Regions from separate parts of the Homo sapiens genome. Here regions 1 and 3 are each linked to region 2. Evidence: chromatin loops called from intact Hi-C (ENCODE). Cell type or tissue: PC-9. All regions are shown on one strand. Each heading gives the region's core, and the rest is flanking DNA. Links, peaks and the distances in the headings are about the cores only.

Region 1 (4,000 bases), core at 1-4,000, 67 kb before region 2:
GTAGCAAGCCTATGCCATAGCATAGAAAAGAACTGGTATCTGAAAAGAATCAGTATTGATAAAACCTTGAAAGCAGGAAAAAGCTAGAAATAAAAACAAAATAAATCTTTAAGTTTGATCACAAACAAGCAAAATATTCAAAATTAGACATTAGGTTCCTGACAGGAAACAAAAGAAACATCACCCTATTAAGAGTGGGGCTACTAACAGTATAAGTTAAATTACACTTACTGGAAATTACTATATAATATTCAATGACATTGGGAAGTGAAAAAAATTACAAAGAGAATGCACCAAGTCTTGTAAACAGCGGTTATCTCAGAATAGTAGAATTAAAAGCAAATTATATTTTCCTTCTTTTTTTTCTGCTATAAAGTGAATGACTTGTGGTGCAATCTTACAAAGTCTCAATCTGTGTATTCTGCAATAAAGGCATTATATTATCACTATTGCATTTGTGATACATTCTACCTTACCCTTTATGTGACAATTCTATACTGTTTTAACTGTCAAATTGTAAGTAAAAGTGTGAATTCGTGACCAAAAATTTTCCACACCAGCAACTTAAGAACTACAGCAATATGTTTAGAAAACTGCGATCCCAAACAAAAAATCTATACTAGGTGAGACAGGATGACATTGACTTTAATTCCAATAGACTCACTACCACATGACGTCCATTACTAGTGCTCACTTTCCAGAACCCAAGGAGCTGTGGAAGAATGGAGTCCTTTCAATGAAAATAAACTAGAGGCAATACACAACACAGTTACTTTGAGGGGCTTTTTCAATATAAAGAAGATTGCCCGGAATCCTAACTCTCCTATTTCCCAAAAATGACAAAGCCAAAAAGTCACACTCTTCACACATCTGAAATCAAGTTTTACCTGAACTCATCCTAACATATTAGCTCTTTTACCTATTCCCCTTACTATCTAAGGCAAGAAACCTTGAAAAGAGAAGCAGTAACACATTTCACTGAAACATATTTTGTAAAGGAGGATTCTAATTCCTAATCCTTCACCGCTCTAGATGTCTGCGGATTTCAAATCCTAACCACGGCGTCCTGCCCCCCGCGAGATTCCAACAGTACTACGGGCCCTATGGGAGGAGGAGGATTTGAGAAACACTGCCGGAGAACGGTCGGTGCAAAGATTTTGCAAACAGGTAGTCCTAGGAAGGAAAGTAAGAGTGAGAACATCGGAGAGGGCAGGGAGTACATGGGTGGGGAAACCCCTTTCAAATGCATGAACTGACCACAACCGGAGAAAGGCCGTCTGTCTTCCCAAAAGTAAAATGGTGAGTAAAGTGGAGCAAGCTAAGAAAGTCAACAGCCATTAGGCATTGACAACGATTCCGAAACAATTAGCTATGTTAATTCGAGGGGGTAAACGGGGGTGGGACCCTGCCCTAAAGGGTCATTTTGAAAAGAACCCCTCCCCATTTGAGGCGGGTTGGCAGAGCAGCGCACAAATCCCAAGTCTAACGTAATAAGCCGAGATCGGGATACTCGGTCTGCAGTCGCCCCACGGACCAGATGAGCGCAGGTGTATCTGCGGAAGCTCAGGTTACCATGAATATCACTGGGCCACGGCGAACCCTCCCTGCCCAGCCTCCCGGAGCCCTGGGCGCGGGTCTGCACGGGCCCCACAGCTTGCCCGGACCCGGCGAGCGGACGCCTCCGGCCGCAGCGCCCTACCGCACCTGGCTGCCAACACCAGTTGAAAGCAGTCAAAGTGAAGGGAGGCGGACGCGGCTCCTGGCACCGCTCCGATTCCAGCACACAAAGGCGGATTTTTAAAATCGAGAAAGTCAAAGCCGCCGGACCCCGGGACCGGCGCCTTTCGCCAAGGGGCTCTTACCTCGGATCCGCCCTCGGGGCCACGGCTTTCCCCGGAGACGCCGCGAGCCCAGACGAGGTGGGAGGGGACCGGGAGAAAGCCCCCCAATCTGATTCGCGCCCAGCCAGTCGTCCGCGAGCCGCGGAGCCGCCTTCTGCACCCAGCTAAAGAGCAGCGATCTCCGAGGCGAGCACAGCGCCGGCCTCGCGCCGGGCGAGACCGCCTCGCTAGCTGCTGCCTGTGAAGTCTGGAGCCGCCCGCCCGCTCGCAGCCAGTGCCAACCGCGCGCCGCGCATGCCCAGTGCCCGCGCGAGGAACGAGCGAGCGGGCGGGCGGGCGAGTGCGCGCCCCGCAGCCAGGAGCGAAATCCGCTATCCGGGTCTTGCCGGCAGCCGAGCCGCAGAGTTCTGGTCGACTCCAGCGCTTGAGGCGAAGTGGCCGGTGAGGCCGGGTGGGCGGGAGAGGGACCGGAGGAAAGGAGACGGGGCGCTGCGCCAAGTTATCAAGGCCGCGATCAAAGTCGGACCAAGGCAGCGAGTCGACAGCAGGTTTCCAGAAGTGCCCTAACAGGACTGACTAGCAGCCAGGAGGCGCAGGAAGGGGCAAAGAGCGTGTGGAGAGCTTCGCCCCCGGCGAGGATGGACGCCCCGGGCGGAGGGAGCGCTCGGGTTGCAACACCCAGTCTGGCTGCACAGCTCGTAACCCCTGCCCTTTGGCGGCAAACAAGACGCATCTAATGACCAGCCAGCCTTCGTCTTCCTCCTCTGATCATCGGACCTATTTTCCCCCTTTTGTCGCTCTCCTCTTTTTTTGTCTCTCCAACCCATGCGGTAAACTGGTGGTGCCCAAGGCCCTCCATCGGGTCCCTGAGAGTCTCCCAACTGCCGGTCCTTAGCGCCAGCCTGCAAGCCCAGACCCGCCTCGCCAGGCTGCCTGTGAGCCTATTTTTCATGTAGCTCTTGCCAAAAGCCCTGATGTGGTTTGAAGTAGTGGAGGCTTCTTTCACTTTGTGCCTCTCGTACCTTAACCAACCCTCATAACCTCCTCTCTGAGTAGCTCATGGAGCCTCTAAAAGAGAAGTCCATGTTCTCATAGACATTGTGTTTTCTCACTCTTAAAACTCCTCATTGTCATAGCTACTCCCCCAATCCCCCCATGCTGTCCTAACTTCGAAGTCAGTTGACTTCCAGAAGTCCACGAAAGCCTATAAATTAAACTTGGTTAAAAGAGATTGGACTTGCTTGCTTTGTGAAGCAAATAAAAGCACAGTCAGGGAGAAACGACGTAACATGCCAAGGTGGACATTCAAACCATTCTAAAAGTTGGAATCGATATAACGGCTAAGTCCAGTCCCCTATTTTAAGTGGGAATACTCTCTCCAATATTTCCACCAGACCACTATCCACTTGAACATTTCCAATGTTGTAAATTTCTATTTTTATCATTACATATAACCATGATTATTTGTTGAATATTTACCTATGCCAGGAACTGAGCAACTTACACACATTATTCCTAGTCCTTAAAATGAGATGGGCCTTATTATACCTATTAAACACATTAGGAAAATGAAACCCAGAAGTTTCCTTCTTTTTGCCAAAGCCAATGCTGACGCCAGAATTAACAACCAGGTCTGCTTAACACTATAGCCTGTATCATTTATGAACATCAAATCAACTTCCCTGATACTACTGGTCTTGGTTCTGCCCCTAGGAACAACACAATATGAATCTCATTCTTTATAGACACTGCAAGCCTTGAAATAGTAGGGGCAACTATTAAGTAACCAACAGATCTAATACATTTCTTCAAAAATTCTCTTTTAAGTGTTTTTCAAATAGCAGTGAGCTGCCATAATCACACTATTCACCTTGCTTTGAATGTGTTTTGATTTTCATTCTCCTCTCTAAATTGTGCACTGAGAATACAATATTCAAATACAGTGGGCCAAGAACTGAGTTCCAGTTCTCCAGCTGCTGATCAGCCACCCCTTTGATGCAAGCACACACTACCTAGATTCAAACAGAACACCCAAGTCTATTTCACATCAACTAAATTAAACCGTATCTTCCACCTTTCATAGTCTATACTTCTATGTATTTAAATCTTGATTTTTGTTTTATTCTTATTAAATTTTATCGTGTTTGTTTTAGGACACA
Region 2 (5,379 bases), core at 758-4,757:
AACACCTCCACTGCTACCACCCTGGTCTGGATTTCTATCCTCTCTCCTCAGGAATATTAATATCCTCCTAATCTGGGTTCCTATGTTAAAGTCAGATCACCTCACTCTTTTGTTCAAAATTCTCTAGTTGGCTTCTCATGTTGTTACCAGAAAGGGGTCCCAATCCAGACCCGCAGAGAGAGTTCTTGGATCTCTAGCAAGAAAGAATTCAGGGCGAGTCCATAAAGTGAAAGCAAATCTATTAAGAAAGTAAGGGAATAAAAAATGTCTACTCCATAGGAAGAACATCCCCGAGGGCTGCTGGTTGCCCATTTTTATGGTCATTTCTTGATTATATGCTAAACAAGGGGTGGATTATTCATGAGTTTTCTGCGAAAGGGGAGGGCAATTCCCAGATCCCACAACTGAGGGTTCCTCTCCTTTTTAGACCATATAGGGTAACTTCCTGATGTTGCCATGGCATTTGTAAACTGTCATGGTGCTGGTAGGAGAGGCTTTTAGTATGCTAATGCATTATAATTAGTGTATAATGAGAAATGATGGGGACCAGAGGTCACTTTGTCGCCATCTTGATTTTGGTGGGTTTTAGCTGGCTTCTTTTCTCCAAACTGTTTTTATCAGCAAGGTCCTTATGACCTGTATCTTGTGCTGACCTCTTATTGCATCCTGTGACTAAGAATGCCTTAACCTCCTGGGAATGCAGCCCAGTAGGTCTCAGCCCTATTTTACCTAGCCCCTATTCAAGATGGAGTAGCTCTGGTGAGAGTGCCTCTGACAATCTCACTTTAAGTAAAAGCCAAAGTCCTTACAACACCCACGAAGACCTATATGATCTAGTCCCCTTTGCCTTTCTCATTTCGTCTCCTACCAGTCTCCAGGTCGATTATGGCACTCAAACCTTGCTGGACTCTTTGCTCTTATCTTCCCCTGAAATGTTCTTCATGCAAATATCCACATGGCTTCCTTCTTTATTTCCTTCAGGACTTTGCTAAAATGTGACATTATCAACGGTACTTCCTATAGCCTGTTATTTTTCTCTGCAGCTTTCATCACCGTGTGCCACACCATATATATTATTTGATTATTTATTTACTGTCTGTCTGCCTTCTCTAAAATGTAAACTCCATGGAAGTGGAAATTTTTTTGTATGTTTTGTTCACTGCTTTATCTGCAGTCTCTAAAACATTACCTGAATACAGTAGCACTCAATAAATAATTTTTCAGTACAGTATAATTGCATATTTCTCTGATTCGTTCACTAGACTCCAAGTAAATACTGCGTCTTATTCCTCTGTGTCAGTGTTCCACAAATGTTCTTTTAATGAATTAATATGAAATGTTCTGAAAAGAAATCTGTAGTTTCATTTGTTACTTTGAAATTCATGTTATTCTCACACCAAGTAGCAATTAATGGCAGAGATGGTATTATTTTGATGTTTGTTAGTTTGCTTGAATAGATTAGGAAAATAATTAAAAAGAAAACCATTTGAATATTGACTTCCAATCTTATTTTCAAATTAAAATTGTGCTCTAAAACCTACAAAAAGACTGAAGCAGACATTGAATTGTCCAGATATCGAACCCATGTTTCTTAGCTTGATACAAACACTTAGGCTTCTTGTTCTTGTATTTAATTCTATTTTATCCATTTCTATATACAGAGGATAAAGAGAAACATTCATCCTCATAGAATGGCATAGCATACAGAAGTGATGAGGGCTGTGCTCTAAGAGGATTAAGCACACAAAGAAGATAATTAACTTGCTGAGGTCTCACAGAAATGTGTGGAATAGCAAGAATAGCATTCAGAGTTTCTGTTATCTTAAGGAAGATCAATCAGTCAAATAGCTGCATGTTCATGATACAGAGTTTATTTGTAGCCCTAGGTATTAACTAACATAAGTTAAGAAAAATGTTTAACCCTAAACAAACATACACAAAAAATGTGAATAAAATTGGTTTGTTTTAAAATATAGGTTGACATCTAGTTTAAAGACCAAACCAGTGAATTTTCTGTTACTACCTTTAAAATCACTCACAATTGTAACAGAACTCCAAATATTAAAGTTTCACAATGGAAAATGATGGGAATGCAGAGGTACTGATGTTTTTAGACACAAATCCTTATAATCAATTTTATAGCCACTTATCAGACACTTTTGCTGGGTTGGGAAATTATGAATGATTTCAACTTTTCTTCCTTGAGCTTTTAGAGTACTGCAAAAAATTTAAAAAGATAATGTATTTTGTAATCAGAAAAAAATTATGAAAAATTACTACATGCTTATATAGTCTTCTCTAATGTGTAGTAATCACTCTTGAATGTAATGTTCAGGCCTAAAATTTAGACATTAGAAATGCACCTCACGTGTTCAAAAGCAAAAGCCTTGGCTGATCCAGCAGAAAAACAGCTCTGAGTTTACCAAATTTACCAATTCCCTGAGTACTGTTTATTATAAATTGGAAATGTAATGCCAGGCAGATGTGTCATCACCCAACAAAAGTGAAACTTAAAGAAGAATCATGTTTGACAAGCAATCAGACTTTGGAAAGAAAGGAATAGAGAAAAAGAAAACTCTGGAGAGAATTTGAGATTTCTTTGATGCCTCTAATACCCTAAATAAAAACAGTGGTGCAAAATGGCCATTTAAGAAAAATATTGCTGGAAGAGCCATTATCCTCTAAACTCTTAGGAATATTCATTAATATTCCTGAATACATTATTGCAGGCAAGATTTTAGAATCATTTAGAATATGTGCCACCAGGACATTCCCCACAGGAATATCCCTCTCCTACCAGGCTCTGAGCTTGGGAAGCTTGGTTCAATTTGACTCCCTTCCCCCACTACGAATGCCAATTCTTAGGTCTCTGCCAATGTGGAGTTAGTTGGCATACATGGAAGGAGGATGGCAGTTTGCTTTTCCTTCAACAACACCAGTTAGACTGAATAATTCCTGTGGGATAGAATTGCTTGAGATGATACTACATGAGGTGTTTATAAGAAAATTGATTTTTAAATAATTAAAACTCATAATTTTCTTAATGTGTATTAAAATATGCTCTAAATATAAATATTTTAATTTGCTAGTTGAAAATTAAAAATATTTATGTAAATTATGCACAATCCCTGAAAGGGTGCTTCAGCAAGTTGTAAATGGAACAATACATGGGAAGAGATTGCCATCTGGTGGCTGAAGGAAAAGTGCATTTTTGTGTAGGACAGGTATAAAAAACTTGTTTAAGCAAATAAATGTTAGTATGTTAGTATTCCCTGCTAACTTTTTTTTTTTTTTTTGTATCTTAGAGGCAGGATTTCGTTCTGTCACCCATGCTGGAATACAGTGGAGCGAGCACATCTCACTGCAGCCTCGACTTCCCAGGCCAAGTTGTCTTTCTTTCCACCTCGGCCTCCCATCTCAGCCTCCCAACTAGCTAGGACTACAGGTGAGTGCCACAACGCCCGGCTATTTTTTTTTTAATTTCTATGGAGACTGGATCTCACTGTTGCCTGGGCTGATATCGAACTCCTGGCCTGAGGCCATCCTCCTGCCTAAGCCCACTATCCTATTTTATTAACCAAACACTTCTATCTTAATTCAAGTATCAAATAAGATATAGAGGTACATGTGGTGGTTTTTTAAATATGTAAATGATTTTTCTCAATGTTACATATTCTTTCTCTTTAGAAGTGTAATATATAACATTGTGGAAAATATACATTTTTATATATCATGTATTTCTAAACTACAGAAAAGTATAGAGAAGGAAACAAAATCTATAACTCCACCACCTAGAGACAATCAAAATGAACATTTTTTTTTTGAGATGGAGTCTCGCTGTGTCACCCAAGCTGGAGTGCAGTGGCACGATCTTGACTCACTGCAACCTCCGCCTCCCGGGTTCAAGTGATTCTCCTGCTTCAGCCTCCCAAGTAGCTTGGACTACAGGTGTGCACCACCACGCCCAGCTAATTTTTGTATTTTTAGTAGAGACAGGTTTTTACCGTGTTAGCCAGTTAGTCGATCTCTTGACCTTGGCCTCCCAAAGTGCTGGGATTACAGGCATGAGCCACCGTGCCCGGCCCCACAATGAACATTTTAATAAATTTCCTGCAACTTTTTTTCTATGTATTCACATTCTTTTCATATAATTGATATCATAAGAAGTATTTAGTTTTGAACAGTGCTTTAAAAACATTACCAGTACATTATGTTTTTTTTTTAAACTATGTTTCAAGTTTGCTGTCATTTGAGAGAGGTTCTTTTCCTGGGAGAGAATAAAATATGCATATGCATGAATAGGTGACAGTATCCTTTGTTCAGGAAATTGCAAGTAGCTCAATGCTGTTGGAAAATGAAGTTGGAAACTTCCAGTTCAGTGAGAGTGGCTGGGAGGAGAATTAACAGGCGTTGGAGAGGTATGTGGAACACTGACCAAGAAGAACCACGGGCTTGTCATTTATCTACATTGTATGTTTATATGGATAATTATTGAGGAATTCTGGGTAATGAACCAAGGTTACTGGATTTGCACACCACAAAAAAATAATAAAATGATTTGACACTAATGGGGAGGATAGACTAAAATAATAGCTGTCAAAGCTGGCTGCACTTTAGAACTGCCCAAGGAGCTTTAAAAGTGCTAATCCCTAGACCTCAGTCCAAACAAATTAAATCAGGGTCCTTGGAAATGAGATACTTTAAAAGTTTCTCAGATGATACTATTATGCTGCTAGGGTTGAGATTCACTAAAGGGAGATGAAACTAGAGACAGAAATACCATTTAGAAGGGTGTTGCTTTAGACTATGTGAAAAATGATGTGTGCTTAAATTGGGTTAGTGACTGAACGTGTACAAGTTAAGTGGCAGAACTGACACAAGTTGCTAATTAATTGAGCACAAGGTATGAAAAAATAAAAGATTCAAGGATTATTCTCTAATAGTGCCTTGGTAAATGGCGGCGTTGACAGGAAAGAGAGCTGATTAGCTAAGTGTTTGGGAGGCAAGGAACGTGTGTTCATTAAGAAGCTACCATTTTCCTTTAGATGCATCATCAATGGCACAAACACTTTTAGACATATTTTCTGTTGCCCTGTTTTAAATCCTTGTGCCAGATATTGTCTGTTAGCTCCACCCTACTCTCTTTGTGATGGTGTGGTGAGAACTCTACCAAACTTCATTTTTGCTTCCCCAGGCTGTTCTGTGGTAGGGTCTTCCAGCAGGGGGCTCGAGAGGAGGACTGCAAAGCTGGAGAGGAAGGAGGGACAGCTTTTTCCTGTTTGCTGCTTTATGGCTTCCCATCTGCTTGTGGTTCTATTAAAAACTATTCCTGCTGCAGTTTTTGTTGTTGTTGTTGTTGTTGTTTGTTTGTTGTGTTTT
Region 3 (4,000 bases), core at 1-4,000, 160 kb before region 2:
ACCCACAAGGCAGTTTCCTAGAGTCCAAAGACCTATTCCTAAAAGAAAATAATACTTCTGTTCAGAAGAAAAATACCTTTGAGTTGCTTTTTCACAGCTATTGGAAATAATAAAAACTTACTGAGTATGTCCCAGAGCTTTTATTGTGGTATTTTGCCATAGTGAAAAGAAAATAGTATGAAGATGAGCAGCCCTAAGTGTAAATCCTGACTAACATCTCTCTGTGACCTTAGACAAGTCATTATCCTATCTCAGCTTCGGTTTACTCACCTGTAAAATGAGAATGATTGTTATGAGGATTATATGCAAAAGCACACACAGATCATTTGACATCTATATCTCTCAGTTCCTTTATTTTCCTGCAGGATCATATATTTAAGAGAAATAGAGAAGTTTTCTTTAAATACTAGTTATAAAATGAAATTCACTAAAAACCAGTTGTATTCAACCAATTACAACTCAAGAGAAATATATGACAATTAAACAATGTTACCAACTATGTAGTCACACATACAACTTTAGTGTACCATTCGAGGCTCGACCATAATTTTGGCTTACATAATTTTTCCAGTAATCCATATTCTCTCAAATACTCCTACATATAAACCCTCATTCCCACCACTGTCCTGAGCATATCTTGACTGACCCAACTTTAAGTGTCTATTCTTACCCTAAATGCCCTTTCCACTACTTTATACTTCCCATCTAGCAATTTCTCAATTCCTCAATTCCCACCCCTTTTTAAAAGTCTTCCCTTAGGCCAGGTGCGGTGGCTCACGCCTGTAATGCCAGCACTTTGGGAGGCTAAAGTGGGCAGATCATGAGGTCAGGAGTTCAAGACCAGCCTGGCCAACATGGTGAAACCCCATCTCTACTAAAAACACAAACATTAGCCGGACGTGGTGCTACACAACGTGTAGTCGTAGCTACTCTGGAGGCTGAGGCACAAGAATTGTTTGAACACAGGAGGCGGAAGTTGCAGTGAGCTGAGATCATGCCTCTGCACTGCAGCCTGGGGGACAGAATGAGACTCCATCTCAAAAACAACAACAACAAAAAAAGAAACTCTTCCCTAACCAACTCAACGTTAACAATATCTAGTCAATTGGCAATTATTTATCATGTTTAATGTTTTTTAATGTGGTTATGAAGAACCACTCTAACGTATTCTTTTCTATCTTCTAAACAATTCTGAGGTGTGGCAAACTAGTACAGTCTTTTGCAAAATAATCCCTGAACTGAAATTGTGCTATAAAGAGTTATATGTGTGGGCTAAAAGAGAAGTCATAGAATTCTAATGATTAAAGTGTATATTATCACCAATATAAATTCCTCTAAAATTTACATAACTGGTCACCTGACTCCACTCCTTTCTGAAGCAAAATTGGTGTGAAAACAGAAACTAATTTAGAAGTATAGAATTAAATTGAAAATTTAAAAAGAAATTTATTCCACAGAATTTCTACAGTCACAATTAGATAAAAGAGCCTCAATGCCAACTGAGCAGAAAAACCAATGAAGGCACTGCTCTTAGTGTAGCCATGTATCAATGATGATTTTAACATGTGAAAAGCAGAACTTTTGGTAAAAGCATGCCTATTTATATCAAGGAGGTTCAAAACTGACTCAGAGGAAAAAGTACTATGCTCTGACTCACCAAGACCACTTCCTGAAACACCCAATGTTTTTCTTGGAAGGAAGTCCATACAAGTGCCATTTCTTTCAAACACTGATTAGACAAAATTGAAGTCTATCACAAAATAGACAAAGGACATATATTTTCTAAACCCAGCCAGGTTTCAAAGTAAAGAACATTTTCATAAACATACGGTCAGGAGAAAGGAGACTTTAAAAATAGTCAAAAATTGGTAATGTAAGGTATATTATAAAGAATAAACTACTACCTACCTGTGTCCATCTTTATACCATAGTCTCTTAATGATAAACAACCTTATGACTTCAATCTGCTAAATTAACTAATATCTTTGGCTTCAAAATAGTCACTTTTTTAAAAGGTAATTCTTTTCTCTCTCTGAATCAACTGTGTCACCAATATTTAATAATAATTTACAAAAACAATAACACTTATTAAATCCATATATGTGTCAAACGTTGTTGTAAGTTCTTTGCATGCATTAATTCAATTGATAAGCATAACTCTAAAAGGCAGGTACTACTTTTATCTCTAGTTTACAGATGAGGAAACTGGGGCACAGAAGTGCCTTGCTCAGTATCACAGTTAGTACATGGTAAAGCCTCAGACACAGGCAGACCAACACAAAAGCCCAAACTCAGTTTCTATGCTATGTCTGTATGTGTGACTCATCCCCCTTTAGAATACTTGATAGTAACTTAAACACACTTAAGCATACACACACACACAATTACACATATACAGATATGTATTAACATTTCACATCTACATAATCCATGCCTGGATTCAGGTATGTCCTTCTCATCCATTAGTTTAAAATTTTTAATGTAACTAATTATATCAATAGGACTTTAGTACAAATAATACCAAGTCTTCAATCTGAAAGAACAACTACTTGGATAAGCTTTGAAACATTACACTGTCCAGATACATTTATGTCAATCTCACTTGTTTTTTAGTTTCGAAACATTGGAAATATCTCACAGACCTATAAAAACACCAAAATGATACTGCCCTGGACACGGCCCTTAGGGGAAGAAAAATAACATAACATTTCCTTCTTCAAAATAACAAGCAATTAAATGGGATCTTGCTGTTTGTTTCCTCTTGAGTAATCTAGACTAAAAAGAGTTCAAACATCTGACTCTTACAATATTTTGCTTTCAGTAGAAAGACATCCTTTTAGATGTCAAGTCAGCTAATAAGTATTCACTCATATTTATAACTGGTTCATGGAAACTAGTTTAAATATTAAATGACTACACATGTGAAAAAGAAATTCTTAAGTAGTTTGTGAGTCAGGCTAAGCACCATGAGATAAACCACATTTCTCTGCCGTGCAGATTATTAGGAGGCAGTATAAGAAGAACAAATTTATTCCAAAAGGGCAAAGTGCTTAGAGCAGCAGCCTAAGGAAACAGAATATATTCCCCCTGTTAACACCACTCTGGAGATGCTAAAGATTCAGAGGTGCTCTTGGAAGCCTGCCTGTCCAGTGTGATTTTAGGGTTGAGAGAGTATCATCCTATTTCCTTAAAATCTATCGTTTACACAGGCGACAAGGTGAATAAAATTCTAGCACTGGAAATTAATTCATTCTTTTGAGTTAAGCATTTTCATCCATAGGAAGCACTTTTAAACTACAAACACTTCTGGGAGTAATAATGTATTATGTCATTAACATTTAAGTGTGGATTATGAGATACTTTCTCCTAGGATAAGAGGACTCTGGGGTAATGTATGAATGTCTATGAGATCAGTGTCTGGAAATCTTCATAGAGCAGCAGCAAACTACTGAAGAAAAAAAATGCATGCTTAATGTTTTTACCTATCTCTAAAACATATATCCAGTATATTAAATATGAAGAAAAAAATTGCATGCCTAATATTTTTACCTATATCCAAAACACATATCCAATACAATATATAAATATGAAGAAAAAAATTGCATGCTTAATATTTTACCTATATCCAATACATATATATCCAGTATATTAATAATAGTGAAATTATGAAAGGAATTCTAGCTTATGCACGTAATGGTTATTAAAGGTAAACATTCAATAGAGTGAGCAAAACCACATAATAAGTTCATTCGAGGCTGGGCGCGGTGGCTCAGGCCTTTAATCCCAGCACTTTGGGAGGCCGAGGTGGGTGGATCACAAGGTCAGGAGATTGAGACCATCCTGGCCAACATAGTGAAACCCCATCTCCACTAAAAATACAAAAATTAGCTGGGTGCAGTGGCGTGTGCCTGTAGTCCCAGCTACTCGGGAGGCTGAGCCACAAGAATCGCTTGAACCCAAGAGGTGGAAGTTGCAGTGAGCCAAGATCACGCCACTGCAC

Evidence for each region. Hi-C counts contacts between places; a loop is a spot of excess contacts. Peaks named below come from ENCODE experiments on the same cell type or tissue, not always from the same donor. Only the 100,000 strongest peaks of a DNase experiment are listed, where the experiment ranks them.
Region 1: a loop joins it to region 2, with 6 times the contacts of the local background. A loop is called at or near these places in 45 of 110 quality-filtered maps.
Region 3: it touches region 2 in a loop (2.5-fold over the local background); 2 of 110 quality-filtered maps call a loop at or near these places.

The regions. Positions count from the first base shown.
Region 1 is chr12:15,787,299-15,791,298 of GRCh38, forward strand. EPS8 (EGFR pathway substrate 8, signaling adaptor) reads right to left here and starts at 2,090. Exons shown (of 21, transcript NM_004447.6): 1 at 1,863-2,090. RefSeq lists silencers at 1,158-1,237, 1,568-1,687, 1,948-2,297. In PC-9, for the core only: no CTCF peak of the experiment used is centred there; DNase peaks (open chromatin) are centred at 1,123, 1,533 and 2,363; H3K4me3 peaks cover 3,084 bases; H3K27ac peaks cover 3,191 bases.
Region 2 is chr12:15,853,372-15,858,750 of GRCh38, forward strand. The region is part of intron 2 of LOC102724146 (a long non-coding RNA gene); the gene reads right to left. Among named protein-coding and RNA genes, the nearest start is that of STRAP, 26 kb to the right of the region's middle. In PC-9, for the core only: CTCF peaks have their summits at 3,195 (motif pointing left) and 3,404; a DNase peak (open chromatin) is centred at 3,180; H3K4me3 peaks cover 880 bases; H3K27ac peaks cover 1,353 bases.
Region 3 is chr12:15,699,116-15,703,115 of GRCh38, forward strand. All of the region lies in intron 1 of EPS8 (EGFR pathway substrate 8, signaling adaptor), which reads right to left. Among named protein-coding and RNA genes, the nearest start is that of EPS8, 88 kb to the right of the region's middle. In PC-9, for the core only: no CTCF peak of the experiment used is centred there; DNase peaks (open chromatin) are centred at 1,676 and 2,706; H3K27ac peaks cover 2,680 bases.